Linked DNA regions of Mus musculus: all the other regions are linked to region 3. A link is a loop called in an ENCODE intact Hi-C map of the cell type or tissue named here. Cell type or tissue: heart. All regions are shown on one strand. Region 1 overlaps Smyd3 (SET and MYND domain containing 3). Region 2 overlaps Smyd3 (SET and MYND domain containing 3). Region 3 overlaps Smyd3 (SET and MYND domain containing 3). Region 4 overlaps Smyd3 (SET and MYND domain containing 3). Region 5 has its middle 2.2 kb from the start of Kif26b. Region 6 overlaps Kif26b (kinesin family member 26B).

Region 1 (4,000 bases), 90 kb before region 3:
AGATACTCCAAAAATCCGTGACTTCCCTAGCTCTGGATAGTTGGCTAGATTCCTGGTACCAGCCATGATTTGCCCCTTGTTGGTCTTAAGTGCAATCAAAGATCTTTTGGTTAGTGCCAGGGTATGTGTGCCACTTCTGTACCCTTGGGGTTTTTGTGCCGCACAGCTCATTGTGGTTCAGAGAATGGAAGAAGTAGTCTTCCATATGGTTATCCAGAATGACTAGCCCTGAGAAATACAAGTAACATTGTACAGACAGAGCAGGTTGTCCTTGGATATTTATGAATACATATGTATGTACCCACACACATACGAACATGATGTACACACATGAACAACAATTAATGAAAAAGAGGCCATGGATTTGAAAAAGAGCAAGGAGAGGTGGTGAGAGAGTCTGGAGGGAGAAAAGGGATGTGGAGATATAATATAATTATATTATAATCTCAAAAAACAAAGAAGTCCTCAGAGATCTGGTCATGGTGGCCATGCCTGTAACCCCCACAATCCCGAGGCTGAGGGAAGAAGACGTTGACTTGGAGGTCAGCCTGGGGAACCAGGGGCTGGGTACAGCTCAGGTAGAGAGAGAGCCCTTGCCAGTGTCAGCAATTGTTTGCTTTGCAGCGTTTCTGGGACCAGCAGTGGGAGTGGTGGGTGGTGTCTGCAGATTCTCAGAGATTCCGCAGGGTGAGTTGGCTTTTGTCTTGGCTATACTTGCATGTGAATTTTGTCTCTGCGTTCCTGTATGGCACTTAGGGCTCCATGGAGCAATAGCCATTTCATCTTAGTGAGGAAAACCGGGAAGTAAAGAGCCTTAGAGGGTACTTACAGTGTGTGTTTTAAGCAAATTCCCCCAAGCTTCACACAATATTTCTATTTAGCAAATGTCTAAGATTCAAAACATTGAGGTGAAGGAAGAAGGGAGAATAAAGGAGAGCAACCAGCATTCCGTATTGCCGGGGAGTGTCGTCAAATACAGGCTTGTAAGTATTTCTCAGGCTGAAGGCTGGGGCAGGAAATAGACACAGAAGTCAAGGCCCCATTGTTCTGCTGTGTTGTGTTGGTGCTGGGGATGGACCTCGGGCCTCACACACACTAGGCAAGCTCTTCTGAGTCATTGCCTCCCAGCATAACTCTCTTCCCACTGTCTCTCCTCACTACCACTCCTGAGAGGGACAGCCATGGCTGCAGGGCAGCTCATTCAGGTCGCCCTGTGGCAGGCAAGTGACTGCCCCCCCCCCCCCCGCATACACACACCTGTACATATGCTGCATTTCATCCCTGACAATCCCTTTCATTTGGAAGATGTATGTTTGGGTTAAGGTTGTTGGTACTCGTCATCTGGGAATGCACTAGAAATCTCGGTATCGAAATGTTTAGCTTCTTAGATGAGAGAAGCCCTCTAGGAGAATGAGCAGACATCTCACTAAAGGGGAGAAAAGATGTCATGCCATTGTTTGGGGGATATAAAGACTTAAAACACACACACACACACACACACACACACACACACACACACACAATTATTCATGTTCTCAGTGGGGGAAAAAATCAGGAAGTTGCTGGCTGCATACAGGACAAAAGGGCCCTTCCCTCCTCCCACCAATCTCCCACAGTTCCTCCATCCCGGCCTCCTGGGAGGGAACCCAGGGCCTCACACTTCCGTGACAAGTGGGAACTGTCTCTCAGCAGCAAGTCTTTACAGTGTTTCTCATTACTGTCACTCCTGAGTGGACACAGCCATGCCCGTTCTCTCCAGTGTCAAGGAAGGGACTGGAGCTTTGCCTCGCACAGCCTGACATGGGCCTCACAGTTCAGATTGTGCGCGAATGCATTTCAGTCACAAAATGAACAGCTCCTTGAGAGAATGAAATTATCAAGCTGAGCTGCCAGGCTGGATCTGGCCTTCTGTTCAGCCAGGCTTGGAGAGGTTTCTGACTGTGGGTGAGCCTGCCTGCTATACTCCCGTTAAACAGAAGAGGGCGGCAGAGAGACTGATTAGAAAACCCACTTCCTTATTTGCTTCCCTCCAATGCAAGCTCTTGTGCAGTGTATACTGATAGGAAATGAAAATTGAAATTAGCACCTTTTATTTTTTTCAACACCAAGTGATTAGAGAAAAGTTTAAAGTAACACAACCCAGATTTCTTCCCGCCAGGCCCCCCCCCCCCATACTGATGTTGCCAAGAGGACTAATACTAGGGGATTTTGATGTTCACAGATGTGACAGTCAAATGCAATGGATTATTTGTTGCAGGTAAATAACCCTGATGGGTCTTGGCTTTCTCCTGGCATTCCATGTGCTTGTATAAAAAGCATGCACTCCCATGTGTTTTGATGGCTTATCGCAACGCATTTGCCCGCTGGAATTAAAGGGTCCCTAAGGAAAGCTGTTTCATTTCTTGCTAAGACAAAGGAACGTTAATGCCATTTGACTTAATTTTGGTTTGGCACTGGCTTTGTTTTTAAAATATTGTTTTTACAACCCTGTTCTTTTGATGATAGAATTAGTGTCTAAGCTGGCTGATTGGGTGGCTTTAGGCCCTTGACCTTTAAAATGTGACGTAATTGAAGTCATGTTTATCTGAGGAGGATGGTTTATGCTCACACACTGTACGTGAACTCTGGCTGGCTTCTCATTAATATTCTATCTTTTTTTATCTCTGGTCTAGGACAGCTGCATACCCCAGGGCTTCTTTCTGATATTTTAGTATTTTCTGGTTTTAAGGTTAAGGACAGTGAGTAGTCCTAGCAGGTAGCCCTTGCTCCACTGTGACTCATGGGGTCAAGTTATTGGTAGTCCTCCATAAGGAAAGCGAGGAGCCCACTGTGACATTTTATATTGTGATAAATTTAATCTATTGGTGGCTTGTCCTTACGGCCCCACTTTATAGATAAGCTATGAATGAAGTAACTGGTCTCAATGCTGCTTTCAAAGTGAGAAGTGTCATTGTCCAAGGGGAAGGGCATGTGGCATGGCCTGATGGCTTAGCGTGGAAAATGAGTGTGTGTGCTTATGTGACAGCCATGACCCCCTCAGGACCTGGGCTTCTAGCTTGTTTCTACCTACAGTATTCATGATCCCACCTGTCACCTCTCTGTACCCCTCCTCAGCCCAAAACAATACAGAAAATCAGTCACCTTTGCTGTCTATCAGTGGCCTCAGGTCTCAGCTCTGTCCATGTTTTGGGATAACTTTCCTATGAAATGAGGGAGTAGACAAGGACACCACCGATCTCTTTGATTGCATTAATGTATTGGTTATCATCGTCTTTGTCATCTTCCTTCTTCTCCTCTTCCCCTCCATCTTCTCCTTCACAAATCTATTTTATTGTTTTAACTGTATGATGTTCCGCTATGTGTATGTCTGTGCACCACATGTGTGCTTGGTGCCTGCAGAGGCCAGATGAGGCTATCATATAACCTGTTTTTTAGTTTGAATAGGAACGGCCCCCATAGACTCCTGTGTTTGAATGCTCGATCACAGGGAGTGACACTATTAGGAGGTGTGGCTTTGTTGGAGTAGGTATGGAGGAAATGAGTCACTGGAGGTGGGCTTTGAAGTTTCAAATTCTCAACCCAGGCCCAGCATCTCTTTCTTCCTTCTGACTGCCAGTCCTGATTTAGTATGCTCAACTACCTCTCCAGCATCATGCGTGTGTGCCTCTTCAGCCTGCATGCCACTGCACTTCCCACCATGATGACAATGGACTCAACCTTTGAACTGTAAGCCAGCCCCAGTTAAATGCTTTTCTTTTTAAGAGTTGCTTTAGCCAGGATGTCTCATCACAACAATAAAACCCTAAGACACCCTGGAACTCAGAATTTCACACAGTTGTGAGCTGCCACGTGGCAGCTGGGAATCAAACCTGGGACTTGCTGTCTCTGGATGGCTTTGGGATTTGTTAGTTTGGTCAGTTTGGTCCTCAGTTTAGGTTACATAACTGACTGAGGAAAGGTTGTCTTGATCTGCTATGTATTTCCTCATGAGTCTTAAGGT
Region 2 (4,000 bases), 340 kb before region 3:
AGGTGTGGCTCCTGCGCAATTGGATTAGATTTATTCATTTTACTTTTTGCCCGCAAGTTTTATGTGTTTACTGTGTTCATGCTTCGTGCTCCCAGGGGTCAGAAGAGGGCATCAGATGCCCTGGAACTGGAGTTATAGATGACTGTGAACCATTATGTTGGTGCTGGGACTTGAACTGAGGTCCTCTGTAAGAGTAACAAGTGTTCTTAACCTCTAAGCTATCTCTCCACCCCTCCTAGGTAATTCTCCTTCCTCTTAAGTTCATGTTATTAACCATCACATAGACTAAGCCAGGACAGTTGTACATCTCTATTCATAGAGGAACTACAGATTAAGAAAATAGTTAATTTTAGTTTTAGTAATTATTGAAACTAGTGTTTTATATACGTATTCTAAATTTTATTATTTGGACATAGAAATAATACTGCCTTTAAAAAATAAATACATGAGTTTTTGATCTAATAGTACTTTAAATTTTTTTCCCTTCTGTGTTTTGTAGACAGTCACACCACTGGTAGGCACACTTTTTTTTTTTTTTTTGCCTCGTGTCTGACAGAGTTTTGTGTCGACAGTGAGAGTCATCATCTCTACAACTCGCCAGCTGTGTGACTCTGGGCAAGTCATTTATGGTCTCTGTGTCTGAATGTCCCTGTCTAGTAAACGGGACAGAAATGTGGTTCTCATAGGACTGTGGTGAATGTCGTATGAGGGTTCTCTAGAGAAAGAATGAATTAATGAATCCTTCTCTCTGTATAAAGGGGGTTTATCGGGATGCCTCACAGGCTGCAGTCCAGCTAATCCAACAATGTCAGGCTGTGAACAGAAAGTCCAAGAATCCAGGAGTTGTCAGTCCATGAGGCTAGATGTCTCTGCTAGTAGACACATCCCTAAGAGATAGGCTCTAATCTAATGCCAGTGAAGGAATGGACTTGGCTAGCAAGAGAAGAGCAAGCGGGCACAGAGCAAAAGCTTCCTTCTTCTAAGTCCTTATGTAGGCTTCCAGCAGAAGGTGTGGCCCGGATTATAGGTGTGTCTTCCCACCTTAAGATACAGATAAAAGGTGAGTGCCTTTCCACCAAAAGTCCTGACTAGAAGTGGATCCACACACTTCTAACCAAGCAAAAAATCTGTTGTAGGTGTGCCCTCTGCTTCTGGATTGTAGTTCATTCCAGATGTGAGATTGGCAGCCAGGAGTGGCAGTCACAGATTCTCTATACATGAAATGATCTGATGTTTGTGAAACGGGGAAGACAGCGTGTGATACCCAGTAAGCACCATCAAACTGCTTGATGACTAGGAAGTACCCCTTTCTCCAGGCTGGCCTTAAACACCTAATTTAGCCTGATAAATGCTGGCTTTCAGGCTTATGCCACCACATCTAGCAAGCATCCTGCTTTGGATGTACTCATTAAATGCAGATTTTACACAGAGGACTCTTAGGTCAGAGTGAAGCATTGTGTGTGTGTGTATACATGTGTGTGTGTATACATGTGTGTGTGTGTGTGTGTAATCTCTTTTAAAGTCGATTTTGTGTTTTGGACTAGTTTTGGGTATAGAGATACAAAGAGGTAACATATGTACTGTGCTTCTCAAACACACAGCTGTCCTCACGTCTACATCCCAGCCTTAAGTACAGTTATCACAACTCCTGACTCATGTGACACATCACCTAACAGCTAAAGTTTGTATTAAGATTCACTTAGTGTTGCATATTCTCTGAGTTTGGACCAGTGGGTGTGACATGTCTCCAGTTCCATCTATCCCCTCCTCTCTCTCTCAGTCAGTCCTGGCCACCGATGCTCTTCTTCCTGCCTCTGTGGCCTTGACTTCTCCCGAATGTCACGGGGATTTGGATCATACTGTGTATAACCCTTCCAAGTTTACTTCTTTCGCTTTGCAACATGCATTGAAAGTTGATCCTTGCTTCTGTGGCTTAATAGCTCATTTCCTTTAAATACTGAGCAATCCATTGTCTGAATAAAATTCTATTGCCTTTGAATGACTAAATGTCTTCCCTGGGTCTTGTCAGTGAGCTAATAAATAGTCTCTGAAAGCCAACAAAGTCCTCTGCCAATCTCCTTGGCTCTAGGCACACAGAAGTGATCAAAGCAGAAAGGAATGTTCCCTTGTGGGATCTCCTGCATGTTTGTGGCTTAATTATGTTTGCTTTCTGTCCCATCAGCCCAATTGGGAGTCTTGTCTTCTTTTTGGGACTTTTCAAGTGTGGTAATAGCCTGGCATTTCCACTAGGTGGCAGTAGGGTCATATATAATGAACAGTGCAAGGCACTGAAACCACTAGTTTGTTCATTAACAGAGTTCTTTTTATAATGAGTTAAATTTAAATGCTTGCAATAACTCTCCAGATATAATCATTACTTAAAATAGTACTTTCATTTTTTAAAGTTAACATATAGAATAATAGATTTCATTATGACATTTTCATTCTGATGTCCCCCACCCCCACTCCCCACACTAGGGTTTCTCTATGTAGTCCTGGCTGTCTTGGAACTCACTCTGTAGACCAGGCTGTCCTTGAACTCAGAGATCTGCCTGCCTCTGCTTCTCAAGCACTGGGGTTAAAGATGTGTGCCTCTACTCTCACAATCCTAATGAGTGCTTTTCAGAATAAACTCCAATACATATAATTTCTTAAATTCTTTAAATCTCTTAAGCTACTTGTTGTATGTGTAGGAGTGTTTTGCCTGCATGCGTGCCTGTGCACCGTTAGGTACTTTGTCCCTAGCGGGGCCAGAAGAGAATGTCCGATCCACTGACTGGGATTGAGGTCACAGACAGTTGTGAGCCACCTTGTGGCTGTTGGCAGAGCAACCCGTGCTCTTAACTACTGAGCCACCTCTCCAGCCCCAGGCCCTCAAATTCTTGAGTTTGTCTTCCTTTGATCAGTGAGGTGTTTACTGTGATCCTCACACAGGCTAGGCAAGGTCTAGTTTTGAGAGTTCAAAAGTTGAATACTTGTTCCTTGATGTCCTTGAGATGTCACGATTTGACAAGGGAGACCAGCTGGATTAAGGGATGTGTTACAGTGAGTGTATGTCCCAAGTGTCCTCGTTCGATGACTTTGACAGATGCACACCTATGTAACCTCAATTCCTGTTGAATTACAGATGACTAATGTCTTGGGGGTAATCAGAGGGACAGTTGAGCGATGGTGGCCTAACAGGCATTTCTGAGAGAACGACCTGGTGACTTTGGTTATTTTTTACCGGTTCAGCTTCAGTCCTTTTGAGTCCTGCACGTGCTTTGGTTCTTCTCTGCCATTTGTCCAAACAACACACGTGCGTTAGAAAAGACGTGCGGTGACTTTCAAAGAAAGCCCGGGCGTTATATTTCTGATGATACAACAAGCAAATCGAGAAGACTCTCAATCCAACAGCAGCGGGCTGTGGATTCACAGGATTAAATGGGCCAGCGAAAGCAGCAGGCTTCACTGAACACCGTCCGTGCCAGGCACAGCCTGAGTGTTGATCACAGTTACCGTAGCCCTAAGCACTGGTCATTTCTGGTTTTTCTCTTGTTGAGAATGGCAGCAAGGAAACTGATGTGCAGAAGATCACAGAGCTCATGTAACCGGTCGTAGCTGGAGGCGGCAGGTCTTGACAGCCTGATTCCACAGCAAGGTTTCCAATCTTGCCTCCAGAAGAAGGGATTTTAAATTACAGTAGGGAAAAAAAAATCACAAAAATAAAATGGAGATTTTGTTTTTATCCTTGTTTGGGGGAAGGAAAACGAAGAACACACGGGTAACAACAAGTGGTTGCTTATTCAGGGCCCGCTGTATGTGGCAAGGTGGTCAGCTACCCTTGCGTTGGCAGTTGGGAACGTTTAGAGTGGAGCCAAGGGAAGCCACCAGTATGCCCTGACTGGAGGCAGTTTGTGTGGGAAAGATGTACATGAGCCAGGAAAAGTATGGTATCTTAGCACCCAGAGGTACAGGCTCTAGGATTGTGAGTTCGAGACCAGTCTAGGTTGCACAGCAA
Region 3 (4,000 bases):
TGTCTCCTGTAGATGAGCAAACCAGAGCTTAAGGAAGTTGTCTAAATCTTGACAGGGAGTGAGCTGAGGAATTAGGATTGCAAATCAAGTCCAGGTCGTGATGATGAAATTGCTCCACCATATGCCGACCGCTTCTCAGCCTCCAGAGCTGTTTTGGTTACCGTAAGGAAAAGCTGTGCTGTGTATCTTGGTTCTTGGGGCAATGAGAATAGTTTATGGTCTTTCTGTTGGACTATCAGTTGACAAAAAGATAGGAGGAGTTTATATTTGTTAAACATCTCCCTCTTTTTTCCTCCCCTCCCCGCCCCCCAGCCCTCCCTTTCTTTTCCTTTTCTGACAGGGTTTTACTATACAGCCCAGACTAGCCTCAAACCCTGAGTTCTCCTGTCTCAGTTTCCTGAGTGCTAGGCTAGGGTTGCAGTTATACCCCCAACACGCCTGGCCTTTATTTATGTTGCTGTGGCTTCTATTTATTAAATAAATGATATTATCGCTTTTGTTTTGTTTCTGGTAGCACCTGTACCGCGTGGGCCTCCCAGGGAAACAGTATTTCCTTTCACTGTATCTTATGGTCCCCCCTCCCCCCACACACACACACAGATCCACACATCTTACCAGTTGGCCCATCCACAGCTCAACCAGGCCTCAACCTTACATAGCCTTCAGGGTGACCTCTGATTCTCAGGGCTCCTGAGAGCAGAGCATCCCACAGCATGAGGAAGCCCGAGAGCCCGAATGCGTTACTTTGTTTAAATTCTTGCCTTGAAGTTCCTTTAGTGAAGGAGCCAGATTGGCAATCCTACGAGAAACAGTTGTGTTTCTTAGTTACGCTGTAATGGAGGGACTATAATTCATGGCCATTAAATTGCTTCCTTTGAAGTATAAGAAAAACCAGAACAACATTTACGGTCCTTTAACCCACAGGATTACAGTACACATGAATTAAAGTCAAATGTGTTATGAACTCTCCTGGTACTGTGGCTGGCAGGACTCCATCCGCACCCCTCACTCATTAACTGGTTGACTTTCAAGTAGAAACTGGGCTGGCGGATGGGTTGAGAGTCAGGATTTCAGAAGGGTTTCCCCTTCTCTCAGTTAGAAGCAAGGAATGTAACTCTGGCAGCTCAACTAAAAATTGAGACTTGTTACTTCTCTGAGAGATCTGTTCAGAAGGCAGCAGAAAGGAAATGAACTTGTAGCATTCCCTCTGCTGATAGGATACCTTGTCTCATGAAATCCTCGCACCACACCCATCTCACACACAGGCATGAGACTAACAAGTCTGTGGTTCTGGATTCCAGTTCAGACCTAAGCCAAACAGAGTATGAACTTTAGCACCCCCCACCCTGTTTTGCTCCCCAGAATCAGTAACAGAAGACACAGAAATACTGATGACACATTTGGGACCCATGTTTTATATGGCCTCAAACTCAGAAATCCGCCTGCCTCTGCCTCCTGAGTACTGGGATTAAAGGAGTGCGCCACCACGCCTGGCTTACACTGTCGTCGTATTTCTTATTGGGGAGTTTCATGCGGAAATTGTGGGTGGTAAAAAGCCGCAGAAAATGGATATTAGGACCTAGTTAGTGACTATATCTGAGATAGCTATACCTCACGTGTATGCTAAGCCTGTGTTATTGTCTTATGACTTTTTTCACTGAATGTCTCGATAAGGAGCCAACACAAAAGGGTAACTATGGAATGGTGTTGAAGTCAGACTGTAGCTATGCCTCCCTTGTCTTGAGAAGTAACCTATAAGACATCAAGATCTGTGAGCATGTTTATTGATAAGAGCGTTCTGTCACCCTAACTTAGTGCCTGGAGTCTTTTCAATGTGGGTTTGATCCTGTATGGTTCTGAAGAGGTCATTAAAAAATAATAATTCCACCACTCCACTAGATGGCACTGTGGTCGCATAGATACACTAGATGCCCCACTGTGGCTCCTGAGAGTGGGTAAGAGCATCCTGTTGGGATGCCCTGAAGCCTAATGGAGTGAGAACTGGTATGTTTTGCCCATCTATCCCAGCACCTCCTTGTGTCTACATATCTTCACTCGACAACATATCTTTGACCTTTACAGTCTTCTTCTAAAGCCCACCCACCAGTCTTCTCTACCAATGAGCTTCCTCTTCTCTTCACACCTCATTTTTCTTTGTTGAATCTACAGCACACTCACATTGCAAAGTGCATCACCAAGATGTCTGTGTGTGGACCCTGCAGTGGGAGCAGGTGGGAGGAGACTCCAAAAACATGGTCTTCCTGCCCAGTAGACTGGAATCTCTCTTCACACCTGATGTAGCAAGCTTTTTCCTGCTTAATTTTGTAGAGAACTCAGTGCTGTCCCATTAATGCTTTAGAAATTCAGTCCTCAAAAGGATAGAGACACTCTCTCTGCAGGTTAGCTTCTGAATGTTTGAGATGTTGGAGATATCATACAGAGCTCCCGTGGTATCTTCTCAGGACCATCTACAACCACAGCAGGATGGGGGAGGGGGGCTGCCAGAGACTGTCTAAATCTTTTCTTTTAAAGCAAGGAGATAGGGTTGCAGAGGATGCCAGGTCTCTTCCCTGTATAACAGCGCTCTGGGCTAAGTTGCTGCCAGCTCCTTAGAAAGAGAGCCGTCCAGTGCAGAGGCAGGACCGATCTGGGGATATTAGTTATTGGGGAGGGGGATCTACAGATCTAAAGATTACAGAACTGCAGACGCGACCTCTGCCTGACTCTCATTGGTAGTTCAAAAGCGGGATCATGGAAGACATTTAAGGCATTTTCAGTCCCCCCTTGCAATGCATTAGTCATCGCTGTGGAGATTTATCCTCGTTTCTGTCTTCAAACCGCAGCTTTCAGGGCCAGGATCATGATACAAAAGAGGCATGCTTCTTCAACTCGGGAAAGGGCGATTAACATTTAAAAACTCCCCAGCTCCTTGTCCCAATAACGAAGTTGGACACTGCCTCTTCCATGGCACCTAGAGCTGGGAGAAACTTGCAAAACACAACCAGTCTGGAAGGTTGAAGATGGGTTGGCAAGAAGAGTAGATTCTTATGGGAACCAAAGTTGTGGGTAGGCAGGCATGTTGGGACTTGCCTGGTGTTATTTTTTCTTCTTGGCGCATTTCATCTTCTATTGACAGAAAGCTTCCTCTGTAGCAGTGCTTCTTGGGATGTCGCTCAGCTCACACTGCTGAGTCCAGAGAGGTTCAGGTGAATAAGTTGGAATTCTGTGTTTGGAACTGACCCGACCCTAACAATGGTTCTGTGGCGGCCTCACATGGCATCATCTCTGTTCCCTCTGTCAGATGAACAGGACACTAGACCTTTCTTTCCTCAGACTGGGCTGTGAATATGTTGCCGAGTATCACAGGGAGTCAGAAAACTGACCTCTTCTTGGCTAGGATGCAGTGAAGCAGTGGCCTGCACCTCCCGGCTATGTGCAGTATGCATGCTACCATCTCGTTTCCCAGCTCTCTGTGTATTGCAAGCTCAGTGAGAGGATTTAAGAAGCACTCATTGATACTATGTGATACCAAGCACGCCCTTTGATGACCTGCAGTTTACCTGTCAAGACAAACTTAGTGATTTATCAACCATCAGCGTGATACTCTCAGGCAATGTGCCTGAGATCTCTGTTATCTTGGTTAGTGAATAGCCTAGACATGAAATTCCTTAATTTGGCTGTGTTGATAAATAAATGGTTTATTGTTTAGGGTGGGGTACACCTCTTTCCCCCTCTCCCCCAAGAAGGTCTTTAAAGTTTGGGAATATTCATGTCATCTTTGAGTGGGACCCTCTGGGATGTAGTAGGGAAAAATGGAAGGTGAGAATCCTGACACCACCACCACACACACACACAGGGACACACAGACACTGGGGGAGAGCTAGGCAAGAATGACTTCAGTCTTTGTCTTCACTTCCTGCTTCCAAATTTCTTATCTGCTCTCTTTCTTTCTTCCTTCCTCCCTCCCTTTTTCCTTCCTTCCTTCCTTCCTTCCTTCCTT
Region 4 (4,000 bases), 180 kb after region 3:
TGCATGCCGGCGAAACACCCGGCATATAAAACAAATAAGTATTTCTAAATGTTGACAGATTAAAGATAATAACACAATAATGTGTGTGCGCACATGGGTGTGCATTTTGCCTGAATGTATGTGTGTGAACCATATGTGTGCAGTGCCCATGGGGGTCAGAGAAAGGCACTAAATCTCCTGAAACTGGAGTTACAGGCAGTTGTGGGCTGATTTATGGGTGCTGGGAATGGCACTGATGTCTTCTGCAAGAATAATAGTTCAGGGTTCTTAACCCCAGGGCCGTCACTCCGTCCCCAACAACAGCAGCTCTTTCTGGCCTGGTTTCTGCCACTGACCATGTCTGGAAGCCCCTCCTGTGGGCACCCCAGCAGTCTGCTTTCTCTGTGATGATGCATAGGCACAAGCTGTCTGACAAGGCCAGAGACCCTCCCACAGCAATGGCCCTGACCTAGTCCCTGGAACTGCCTGTCAGTGTAGCGTACATGAGTGAACAGGTGATCCCTCCAAGGATATCTAGCCTCCCTGGAGCGTAGCCCTCAGGGTACCTGACACTTAGAGTGGGTCTGGGATGTTGTAGAGTGGTGTGGGGTCTGCAGGGAAGCTTCTGAGCTCACATGGGGCCTCGGAGACGTTGGCGTTTCCTGCTGCCTGCCTCAATCAGTGGCTCTGGAGCCGCCTGTGGGCACAGCTTTGCTTGATGTCCCCTACTGAATGCCACGTCCACCTCCCCTAGCCCACACATGGCTTTCATCTTGGGATGGGCAGAAGAAGGAAACTCATCCGTGTCCCGCTGTGGAGACCCGATACACAGGCTCTTATCATGTGTTTCTTTTCCTTCTGATTTTTGTATCCATATTCAAATCATGCTCGGGGAAGTCATTTATTGCATTCCCCGGGCTCACAGTAGAAAGCATATGAGATCCTTGATAAACTTAATATACTTATATTAAAAATTAATAAGAAAGCCACATTGTTTCCAGCTTTAAATCATAATTTGATCTCATTCATTCTATTTAATACATGGTCACAATTCTAAAATTACGTTGTTTTTTTTTTTTTTTTTTTTTAAAGATGTGATGAGATGGAAATGTGTCGTGGGAGCCTTTTCTTTATTTCTCAGAGAGCCCTTTGCCTCTCAAGCAGCTGACTGTCTACATTGCCATTTCCAGTGTAACATTCGGAATCCGAACGGGGGTGTAGCGCATCCCGCTGGAGGCTTCAAATGAGTCCTCCGTGCGAGACTGCATGCAGGCTCCTTTTAAATGCTACCATTAAAAAATAAAATTTAATGGCAAGAGAGAAGCTTTTCCCAAACCAAGCCTGCTCCAGTTTAAATTTCCTTAATCTGTTTTATACTCCACTACAGGAAATTAAACTGGAATTGTCCCCTCTGACGTGCACATGTGTAGCATTTGGGAGGCGCTGAAGGCAGAGAGCCTCAGTTCCCAGCTACCATTGCTATGGCTTGCCCAAGATTTACTGCAGCTTCGTTTGGGGGGTCGAGGTGAGAGGAGGCAGTCCCCGAGCCCATTCAGGGCTCCCTTCCATCCCAGGCACATATTTGCCCCAGGACCATGACAGACACAAGTGGCATCCCATTCCAGAACCAGATCTCGTCCTCCATCACCAGGCCTGCCCATTCATGTCAAATCACTGACACCTTCAGACACATGGAAGTCACTGGCAGACTTACCAGTCTTTTTTTTTCTTTTTCTTATTCTCAATTTCTCTTCTGTATATGACTATCACTCAGAGAAAATCTTGTTTATTAATTATAACTAAGCTCTTATTTCTACACACATGCTTGGGGAAACACAGATCAGCCTTCCACTGCCAGGGTGACAAGAAGCCAGCATTGTCATTAGGCTGTCGGTCAAGTTATAGAGAAATCCAGGTCCCTCTCTAGGTAGAGAACCCCTGAAACACAGCCATCAGACAAAGCTTCTCTGCTCAGGAGCTATGAGAAGAAGCCAGCAGAGGGCGCTGTGGCAGCTGAGCCCTTTCTCAAGTCGAGATGCAGGGGCTCTAGCAGAGAACATTTATCCTCAGCAAATCACAAGCACAGCCAGCCCGAGATAAGTAGAAAGGGACCAGATAGACACAGTGGCTTTCAAGTCAGAGAACTTGCCATGAAGGTTCTCTCTGATCCAGAATCCTCTATAGTGACCCCATCATTCGGGTCCCTGTCTCAGACCCCGGCATGTCCAGCGCAGCAGAGGGCCCAGGGCGGAGCAGGGAAAAGAGAATAAAACATGAGGCACCAGATGTTGCTCTCTAATCTTCTCCCAGAGCCTGGCTGCCTGCAAGGTGGGGCAGCTCCTGCTCTTCCCCACTATTCCAGCAAGCCCTGCCTTGGGATATGTGTGCAGTCACTGCAGGACAGACCTGTGCAGATTAACAAGAAACAAGTTCCCTGCATCTGTCCTGGCCCCTCCTGTGGGCCTGACTGCCAGTGTCAGTCCAGAGCCATTTTCAAATGTCCTTTTATTTTCTCCCAACATTGATCTGTAACCCTATCTCCTGCCTCTCTGCCACCCCCCCCCCCAACACACACACAGGTTGAGGGAGAAAGGCAGAGAGAGACAGAGATAGGCAGCAGGCAGGCAGATAGACAGACAGTAGACAGACTACTTTCAATTTTCTTTTTCTCCTAACATCTAGCCATAGCCACATCTTCTGCCCCTCCAACATGGACACACACACACACACACACACACACACACACTCACACAGGTTGAGAGAGGGAGGGAGGGAGGGAGGGAAGGAGGGAGGGAGAGAGGGAGAGAGAAAGAGAGATTGATTGAGGGAGAGACAGGCAGGCAGATAGACAGTCAGACAGAGAACACCTTTACAGAAACCCGAAGAGAAGCCAGGAGCACAGGCTAACAGCAGCCACCAGTCTAAGGCTTTCTCGCCCTGCCTTCAGTCTTCCTCTCTGTAGAGGCCAGGGCGTCTGACTTGATGATGTCGTGTGGACAGAGGGGATTCACTGTGAGACCTCTCAGTGCTTTCCAGCTCCAAAGTCTCTGCAGCCAAGGAGGATTTGTCCCAACAAATGCCTAGCAGAGTAAAAGCAAAAGAGACACACGCACACACGACGACAACAGTAGCACCAGGAGCGAACCCAGAGACTGAAAGATCTGTGTCCTATCATAATGTAAGTCAGCTGGAAGTGACCTAACTCTTCAAGAGTGGTTTATAAAATAATATCCACAGACGCAGCAGAGCTGTTCACACCTGTACAGGGTGAATCATGCTGACTTTAGATTAGCACCAAGTAGCAGACAATGGCTGTGATTTCTGGGAGTTACTGCGCCTGTCCTCAGTGGGGTGTGGGGGTATCAGGTTGTCCTGGAGTCCATTGCCTGGTGCTTCACAGCCACCAGCACCACCCCATAAAGGGTCTTTAGAGCACAGTCACACCGGATACAGTAGCTTTGCATTCCTTCCCCTCTCCACATCCTGCCTTCCATTGAACAGTACATGGTGCTGCTGCTCGGGTCATTCATCTCTCCATAGCAAACCATCCAAAGACTCAGGAGAGTGAAGAACAATAAGATTATGTTCACAGTTCTGAGCCAGGAATTGGGATTGAACACAGCAGGTGTGGTGGTTTGCATATGCTTGGCCCAGGGAATGGCGCTGTTAGGAGGTGTGGCCTTGTTAGAGTAGGTGTGTCACTGTGGATGTGAGCTTTAAGACCCTTGTCCTAGCAGACTGCAAGCCAGCCTTCTGCTAGTTGCTTTCAGAACAAGATGTAGAGCTCTTAGCTCCTGCAGCGCCATGCCTGCCTGGATGCTGCCATGCTCCTGCCTTGATGAACCTCTGAACCTGTAAGCCAGCCCCAATGAAATGTTGTCCATATAAGAGTTGCCTTGGTCATGGTGTCTGTTCACAGCAGTAAAATCCTAAGACAGCAGGAATGGGTCTCCAGCTTTTCCACAGTGCCTGGCTGGCTTCTGCTTGGATGCTGAGGTCATCTAAAGCCTCTCTAGGAGTT
Region 5 (4,000 bases), 620 kb after region 3:
CCTAGGGAACCTCAGCCCCGCCGCCTCGGAGCCCGCCGGGCCGCCGCCGCCGCCTCGCCTGCCGCGATCCATTTACGGCGCGGCGCTTGGGCCTGGCATCGCCAGGCGCAGCCGGGGCGGGGGTGGGGTCGTAAATCTGGCTCCGGGCGGGGAAGTTGCTGGCGAGGGGCCCACAGCCCCGGGCTCCGGTGCTATCCAGCGCGCGAGCCTGTAGCTCGGAGTCGGCCGAGCTGCGCTGAAACGCAGCACCCAGGCCTCCCCGCCCCCCTCCCCGAGAGCTGGTCTCTTCCTGGCAAGGCGTGCAGGTCTGCCTTTGAAAAGCCGTGCAAACGGATTGAGTCACAAACAAGTCCGCAAACAGGCCGGGACCAACCCCCCCGCCCTTTGTTCTCCCAGACCTGCCTGGCAAACCTTGTCTTGATTCGCCCTCCTAGCCCCAGCGGGCCAGGGGACCCTCCTCCCCTGGACCCCGATTTGAGCACCGGGAGCCTTGAGCCCCCCTTCCCGCGCCCGCCCACGGGCCCAAGCCCCTGTTAATGAAGGGAAAACCTCCCGAGACCTGCACAGGTGAGCCCGAGACCCAGCCTGTAGCTGCCAGGCTGGGGAAACTGAGGGATTGGTCGCGCCGAACGCGCGCGGAAGGACTGCGCGGGCCTGGAGAGGGGGTGTGGCGCGAGCTGATCGACCTCGGGGACTGGGATCGTCCCCTTGCCCCTTTGCACGGTTGCCTGCCAGCACCCGGACCTGTGGGATCTCCAGAGCACCCAGCTGTCGCCCGCTGTCTGATTCCCGTCCCCCGCCCGGCGCAGCGCCCAGGAGCGCAGGAAGCCGGCGTACGCCGGGCTCCACACGTGGCTGCTCCGGGGTGTCATTTTTCATTTCCCGGGAGGACATTTCTTCTGGTGAGCCGGCAGGTCTATTTTGTTGTGACCTTTAATTAACACCCCACGAGACGCCTCCTGCGGGACCAGCCGGGCGCGGAGATCACGTGTGGTGTAATGGCATCTGGGTACCCCGGAAAGACCTGGCCTGGGGCTAGGCGGGGGCAGGAGGACATTTCGGGCTTCCCTAGTCGCTGTCTTCCTTCAACATATGCAAGAGAAAGGAGGGGGCAGAATACAACAATTGGGGTGCTAGAACCCGGGGCAACGCCCCCCCCTCCTGTCTTCCTGTGTGAACCTTCGGCGCCTCCCGGGCATCGCCATCCCCGCCCAGCGCCCTCTGCAGCTGGTGCACCCCGGATATTTCATAGCCTCTAAAGCGAGGCGAGAAGGTCAAAATGAAGATGTTGAGAACACTGTGGAAGTTTCCATTACGTTCCTACTTCCAATTTCAACGCGATCATATCTGCCGAAGACCTTAGGGGGACTGGTAGCCTCCAGGCAGCCCAACTGCAGCCGCATCTGTATTCTGCCTAGGTGCCGCGGAAAATATCGTCGCCATTAGCTACGCGCGGCTTATCAGCCTCAAAGCAGCATGTGGCCAGGTGAAATGGACGAGCCCGTGAAGCCCGAAGTGGGAAAGGTGGGGTGTCGAAGGGAGAGCCATTGCGGAGCTGCACGATTCGTCCTGAAGAATGATGAGCCCTGAGATCTGATGTGCATCTCAAAATATCTTCGGTCCCCGGCGTTTGATGGGCTCGGAGCGCCCTCTGTTGGTGAAATTTTATAGATGGCGGCTCCTCAAGAGAGTTGATGTAAAATCTACATACAGTGAAATGCATAAAATTTAAGTGTAAAATTCCATGAGTTTCTATAAATAAATACATACACGAATATATCTATATATGTATATATATACAATATATATATACAATCTAATATATATATACAATCTAATATATATAATATATATATAATATATATACATACACAATCTAATATATATATATATATACAATCTAATATAGTCCCCAAATTAAGGTGTAAATTCTTCTCACTGACCCGCCCCCCCCCTTCCCAGCAGTCCCACCCCACATTAACAATTAGCAGTTACTGTTCCGGCCTCCATCACCACAGTTCACTTTTGACTGATCTTGATTTTTTATTTTTATTTATTTATTTATTTATTTTTGGTCTAGAGAATCCGAATATCTTTTGTGTTTGGCTTAACATGGTTTGGGGTTTCCTGTTACTGTTTGCATGGGTCTGTTTCCTATTTTGCTGTCTTACACGCCCCCCCCCACTTGCCTTTCTTTTTAATTGAATAATGTTTTCATATTCTCTGGTCCTTTGACTGAGCCCCTAGCTCTAATGACTCTCATATGAATCTTTGACTTAGCCTGGGCTGTTCAGAAGTAGCATGGCAGACTTCATTAAAATGTACACTTTTGGCAGTCCCAAGTCTATTTTACCTCTGTCCTTTGAGCTAATGGTTTAAATCTACACATTAAAAAAATCCTCAATATGATTGTTTAAATTATGTGTTAAACAATCTGTCTTCCCATAGAACTATGAAAATATGGTTCTGTTCATGTATTTACCCAGGTTTTTTGTTTGTTTGGTTGGTTGGTTGTTTGGTTGGTTGGTTGGTTGGTTTTGGATTGTTTGTTTGTTTGTTTGTTTGTTGCAAGTCTGGATTTTTCTCCTCCTGGAGAACCAAAATTCCAGCTAAATTCTTTTCTTTCAGCCTGGAGAACTCCCTTTAGCCTACCTGCCTGGCTGCCTGTCTTCCTTCCTTCCTTTCCTTCTTTCTTTCTTTCTTTCTTTCTGATTTATTTGTGTTTATTTTATAAGTGTTTTTGCCAGGGTGTGTGTGTGTGAGAGAGAGACGGGGGGGGGGGGGGAGTGCCATGTGCACAGCGGGTGCCTGCAGAGGCCAGAAGATGGTTACCAGATCTGGAGCTGCAGATTGTGAGCTGTCATGTGGGTGCTGGGAACTGAACCCAGGTCCTCTGCAAGAGGACCCATCTCTCCAGCCTCTCCTTGCTGCAACAAATACTCTCAGATTTGCTTATCTACCTTGCCTCTCCATTTAAGGACTCGATTAACTGGATGTAGAATTCTCAGTGGTACTTTTAGTGTTTTTAGAACGACTTCTCTGCCTTCGACCTGGGTAGAGGTGACCTGTCGTCGTCATGGGTGTTCCTTGGTCTGGTATGTGTTCCTTTTTTCCCTGGGTGCTTTGAAGATCTTCTCTTTACATTTTTCTTTCTTGGGAGTTTGACAAAGATGCTTCTGGGTGTGGGTCTGTGTTCATTCTACTTAGAGTTTGCTGAATTCCTAGAACCTGGAAGTGTGTATTAGTTACTATTCTGTTGCTATGACAAAATACCCTGACCAAAGCAACTTTAGAAGGAAGAGAGGCCATTTTGGCCTATAGTTTCTGAGGAAGTTATGGGGAAGGCATGGTGGTGTGAACAACCGATAGATCACACTTCATTCCCACGCAGGAAGCAGAGAGAAAAGAAGTGAGGCCAGCACACAAAGCCTCAAACCCTCCTCCCACCCCCAGTGATGCCTTTTCTCCAGCAAGGCTCCACCTTTAAAGGTTCTATAACCTTCCCAAACAGTGGCACCAACTGGGGATCAAGTGTTTAAATACATGAGCCTATGGAGAGCGTTTCTCATTCAGTTGACCATAAAGTTGATCTATAAAATTTTCACCAGGTTTGAGACTTTTTTTTAGGTATTTTCTTCATTTACATTTCCAATGCTATCTCAAAAGTCCCCCATACCCTCTCCCCCCCACTCCCCTCCCCCCCCCACTCCCATTTCTTGGCCCTGGCATTCCCCTATACTGAGGCATATAACGTTTGCAAGACCAATGGGCCTCTTTTTCCACTGATGGCCGACTAGGCCATCTTCTGATACATATGCAGCTAGAGACACGAGCTCCAGGGGGTAACTACTACTTATTCAAATCTTTTTTTTTTTAGATTTATTTATTTATTATATGTAAGTACACTGTAGCTGTCCTCAAATAGAAGAGGGCATCAGATTTTGTTACGAATGGTTATCAGCCACCATGTGGTTGCTGGGATTTGAACTCGGGACCTTCG
Region 6 (4,000 bases), 450 kb after region 3:
GCAGTGTTCGCCTACCCCCACTATCTGAAGACAACACTTTGTGTTCCTACTATAACTGACCCAATGAATGCTGGCTGAATGGATAGATGGATGTGCAAGCCTATATGGTGTGGTCAGAGAATACCAACACTACTTCTTAGGGGTGGGTACTGGTGTGAGGCGACTGACCACACAGTGCAGATAACAATCAGATCCAGAAGACATGCTTTCCAGAGTTCTCTGTGACCTTTCTTACCCACCTAGGGATACCTGAATTCCAGAACCATCTTTACAACTTTCTCTTGCATGCCTAGGCTCCCCTGTGTCCTTCCTCACCCCTAACTAGACCCTCAGACACATCTGTCTCCAGACCAAGGGTCCCAGAATAAACAAGAGCTCACATGTCTACACATGAGCTTTGCCCACTGGTCTGGGCCTTCTGTCCTCCCTAAATTTGTGAATGGCTCAGAGTCTTTTCAACACTCAGCAGAAATGAGCCTGGGGGGTCTTGTTCTCATCTCTCTCCTCCTTGTCCCTCCCATGATCAATCCTCAAGGTCTCTGACTTCTTCTTAAACATCTGCAATACCCATAAGCCTCTGTGACTATTGCCCTCCTAAATCCACAATTGGTTCTTCCCTCTCAGTGTCTACTCAAGTGCCATGCTCCCCTGAACCCACCGAGTCATAGCTACCTGCCTGCCACTTCACATCACTTAGCTACCAGGAGCCTTACATGTAGTACTAAAGGGAAAGTCGATGATTTGCTATTTTTATGTGTTCCGGCTTCTTCTCTGCATCTTTTCCAGTTCCCAACACCCCATTCTCATGATGACAGCCCATGTTTACAGATCTGCTCTTATCTCTGTCTCCTTGAACCCTTGCTCCAGATTTTCTTCCTGGTCTTGGGGTCAAGCACAACCTGTCTATAATGTTTACAAGGGGATTATACTAGAAACTTACATTCCTTAGGAAATATTTATTGACTCTATACCAGTTAGCCCTCAATGCTATGCTGGCTCGTTTCCCATTTACTTTACAGCTGCTTTGTAGAAGCAAAAGGATTAGCAGTGTTTGAGTAAGGAGACTGCTTGGCTTCCTTTTTTTGGGGGGAGGGGGGGCAACGACAAATCTTTCATATAAGTTCCTAATAAATAAGAAAATTAACTGATTTTCATAGAGAGCTATTTTACATATCATTGACTTACCTTCAGAGATATCAGTAGTGGTGAGGGAAGGGAATCCTAGACCAGTAGCTCTTACAGCTATGATGGTTGCATGCTTCAAGACAAAGCCAGAAATGAGAGGAAAACCAAGGCCAAGGGCTAGGCAGCTAAATAAGAATGATTCTGCACGAGGCTTCCCAATGCTTTCAGCCAAACAAAACCAGAGACTCTGGATCAAGCTGATTCCTAACATGAAACTTACATCATTATGAAATAATATAGAAATGTGTCTTCCTCTCCCTCTTCCCCCTCACCACCCACTCCAATGTGTGGTGATGGAGTTTGAAAGCAGGATCCCTCTGACATGAGCCTTCAATATCAGCATCCTCTCCACTCCCCTTCCTATTTCTAGACAGGGTCTCAGTTAAATATTTGCTGGAAAAGGTTTGGGGAGTCCAGAGTATATCATTCCCCTGTGCATAGCAAATATTGCTCAGCTCATAGATAAACAAGCCAGAATACTGTGTTAAGCAGATCTGCCTCCCCCAGAAGACTGCAACAACAAAGTCTTTCCCCAAAAGACTTTTGTTGGAAAAGTCAATTTAAACATATGCCACCCTGTCAAACCCTGGTCTCCCAATTGATGATGAAAGAGTTTTGTTTCCTCACACTCTCCTTGGGAAATTAAAACATTTTCACCCAATTCTACTAAGTCCACCTCTTAGGTAAGCTAATGTTCGCCTCACTAGATGGCAGCATTGCTTACGAGGCCTCTCTGAATTTTTTGGGCCCAGGTCTGCCTCACCCTTCAGCCCCACCAGCCTCTCCACCTTGCAATGAAGAACATCAACACGAAGCATTTATGTCCATACTTTTGTGCAGAGCAACACAAGGAAAACCTTCTAGTTGCATAGAGAAGCATCCCAAAGAAATCGTACAATAGTGTGTGCTTCGGGTGGCTTGGGTCTCCTTTGTGGTCAACTTACAGAAGTGGCCTCCTTCTTTCATAAAAGTGGTAGAAACGCAAACAAGATTATAGGAGACCTGCATCTGTCCATCTCTGCCATGTCTGAGCCCGAGCAAGGTGACCTTGGGCAGGTCAGTTAACACATCTGAGTCTGGGTCATGCTACCTATAACTCACGAGGGCATGCCTGGTTCCTGTGATTTGCTGTAACCAATAGTGTATGAACAAGCTGATGGGCCTGGTCCTCCCTTCCATCCTGTTCTTCTCTGCAGCATCCACAGTAGGAGCCAGCCCTGCCACGATGCTGGAAGCTACCAGGCTGTCTTAGATTGGTCCTGCCACTAGACAAGTTCTGGTCACAGCCATCAGTGCAGACATGGCTGCTGTTCATAAGGTTTCCCTGCTCCTTCCCCAGTGTCTCCATTTTTCCCAGGCACTCACCTGAGCTATGTACAGGATGGGCTAACTCTCTGAGGCCATGGGTGCTATAGTTAAGACATTAAATAGTCTCCACAATCCCCAAAATGGTGTCTAACATACTTCCTGAACACCCAAATTACTCCCCGGGAGGAACTTAGGCATATGAAATACACTCATTAGTAATCCTCACAAATATCTTTCTAAGACAGAACCAGGCTAATTTGTCACGCTAAAGACTGTTAGCACAGAAGCATCTCGATTGGATATTAATTAGGATGTCCAGGGTGAGTTCTCTGGGAAGGAAACTGTAAGTTCTCCAGTTTATTGAAAACTCTACATTATGAGTTCTGTTAAGAAGAAAATTTATATTTTATTAAATTGTAAGTGAGTGAGAACGCAAAGATACTAAAATCAGTGACTAATTAGGAAACCAGGAAGGATGGGCTCAAACACTCTCTCTCTAAGTGCATTTTAATATGAGATTCATAAACCATATCTGAAGCCTGGCTCTTTCAACATTGGCCCCAAAATAATAGGGCATTTACTCTTTTGGATCATTTTAAATCTGCTTCCTCTATGACTCCATGGAATTTATGATGTTTCCCCTCCTCCTTAAAAAAACCTCCAAACATGAGAGAAGGAGTCTTCCAGTCAGTATTTTATCAATTTGCCCAACAATGGCAGAAGAAGAACATTTCTACTTAAAATATGAGATTCTCATTTGAAATGTGACGTGCTCTTTGGAAAGCTAGTTTCTTTGCAGAGGGCTATGGCTTCCATACCGACTTGATGGTTTGGGTACTGTTTCTTCAGCTACCGTGAGTTCTTTACTGAAAGGGCCACACTGGGTCTATTCAGCTCAGATTGTGACCCTGCCTGAAGGAAGATGGCCTTCCAACTTCAATAAGTGTCATGGACACTACTGGGTGCTACACCCAGAGCCACATTAAGGGACCTCATCTCATATCATCCCCACAACAACTGCAACTTTACCCAGGAGAAAGTGCAAACTCTCCACAGTGAGAAGGCTCCATGGAGGCCCCATAGCAGGTTAGGGCCGCAGGGCAGGGAGGGTGTTTCTGTGTGGGAGAGGTAAGTCTAGTATGACCCCAGCCTTTCATCCTTCACACTTAGAGAAGATCTGTGATGCCTAGCCCCCTTGGAGACCTTCAAAGAAACCTCAGCTGTGCTATTCTCACTTAGCCAGCCCACTGTGGACAACAAACACCTTGACTCTATAAAGAAGGGAAAGCTCTGTCACTGGAGACATCCTGGAGAAGATGGCTGAAAGAGGAAGGGATACAGCGTCTGTGTGCTTATCCACAGTCTCCACTCTAACTACAGTCCCCACGGTGTGACAATGCTCAGTTTTGTTGGCACCCAGCTTAGCTTAGCCAAGATCAGGGCAGACAAGCCAAAACACCCTCTGTCCACTGGCCCACCCCATCCCACCCACTCACATTTGGTGCTG

What was found. A loop is a pair of places that touch in the nucleus more often than their neighbours do. Peaks named below come from ENCODE experiments on the same cell type or tissue, not always from the same donor. Only the 100,000 strongest peaks of a DNase experiment are listed, where the experiment ranks them.
Region 1: it touches region 3 in a loop (2.3-fold over the local background); 8 of 42 quality-filtered maps call a loop at or near these places.
Region 2: it touches region 3 in a loop (4-fold over the local background); 12 of 42 quality-filtered maps call a loop at or near these places.
Region 4: it touches region 3 in a loop (3-fold over the local background); 9 of 42 quality-filtered maps call a loop at or near these places.
Region 5: it touches region 3 in a loop (7-fold over the local background); 35 of 42 quality-filtered maps call a loop at or near these places.
Region 6: a loop joins it to region 3, with 5 times the contacts of the local background. A loop is called at or near these places in 5 of 42 quality-filtered maps.

What each region holds. Positions count from the first base shown.
Region 1 is chr1:179,230,206-179,234,205 of GRCm38, reverse strand. All of the region lies in intron 5 of Smyd3 (SET and MYND domain containing 3), which reads left to right. Among named protein-coding and RNA genes, the nearest start is that of Gm31349, 96 kb to the left of the region's middle. In heart, a CTCF peak has its summit at 1,964 (motif pointing right); no DNase peak of the experiment used is centred here; H3K27ac peaks cover 825 bases.
Region 2 is chr1:179,475,503-179,479,502 of GRCm38, reverse strand. All of the region lies in intron 1 of Smyd3 (SET and MYND domain containing 3), which reads left to right. Among named protein-coding and RNA genes, the nearest start is that of Smyd3, 41 kb to the left of the region's middle. In heart, CTCF peaks have their summits at 2,223 (motif pointing right) and 2,863; no DNase peak of the experiment used is centred here; H3K27ac peaks cover 1,430 bases.
Region 3 is chr1:179,140,289-179,144,288 of GRCm38, reverse strand. All of the region lies in intron 5 of Smyd3 (SET and MYND domain containing 3), which reads left to right. Among named protein-coding and RNA genes, the nearest start is that of Gm31349, 190 kb to the left of the region's middle. In heart, a CTCF peak has its summit at 1,917 (motif pointing right); no DNase peak of the experiment used is centred here; H3K27ac peaks cover 751 bases.
Region 4 is chr1:178,958,455-178,962,454 of GRCm38, reverse strand. All of the region lies in intron 11 of Smyd3 (SET and MYND domain containing 3), which reads left to right. Among named protein-coding and RNA genes, the nearest start is that of Gm46249, 180 kb to the right of the region's middle. In heart, a CTCF peak has its summit at 1,972 (motif pointing right); no DNase peak of the experiment used is centred here; H3K27ac peaks cover 1,469 bases.
Region 5 is chr1:178,524,935-178,528,934 of GRCm38, reverse strand. No RefSeq gene overlaps it. Among named protein-coding and RNA genes, the nearest start is that of Kif26b, 2.2 kb to the left of the region's middle. In heart, a CTCF peak has its summit at 1,633 (motif pointing left); DNase peaks (open chromatin) are centred at 304, 774 and 1,514; H3K4me3 peaks cover 1,714 bases; H3K27ac peaks cover 1,590 bases.
Region 6 is chr1:178,687,608-178,691,607 of GRCm38, reverse strand. All of the region lies in intron 3 of Kif26b (kinesin family member 26B), which reads right to left. Among named protein-coding and RNA genes, the nearest start is that of Gm24405, 53 kb to the right of the region's middle. In heart, a CTCF peak has its summit at 1,899 (motif pointing right); no DNase peak of the experiment used is centred here; H3K27ac peaks cover 145 bases.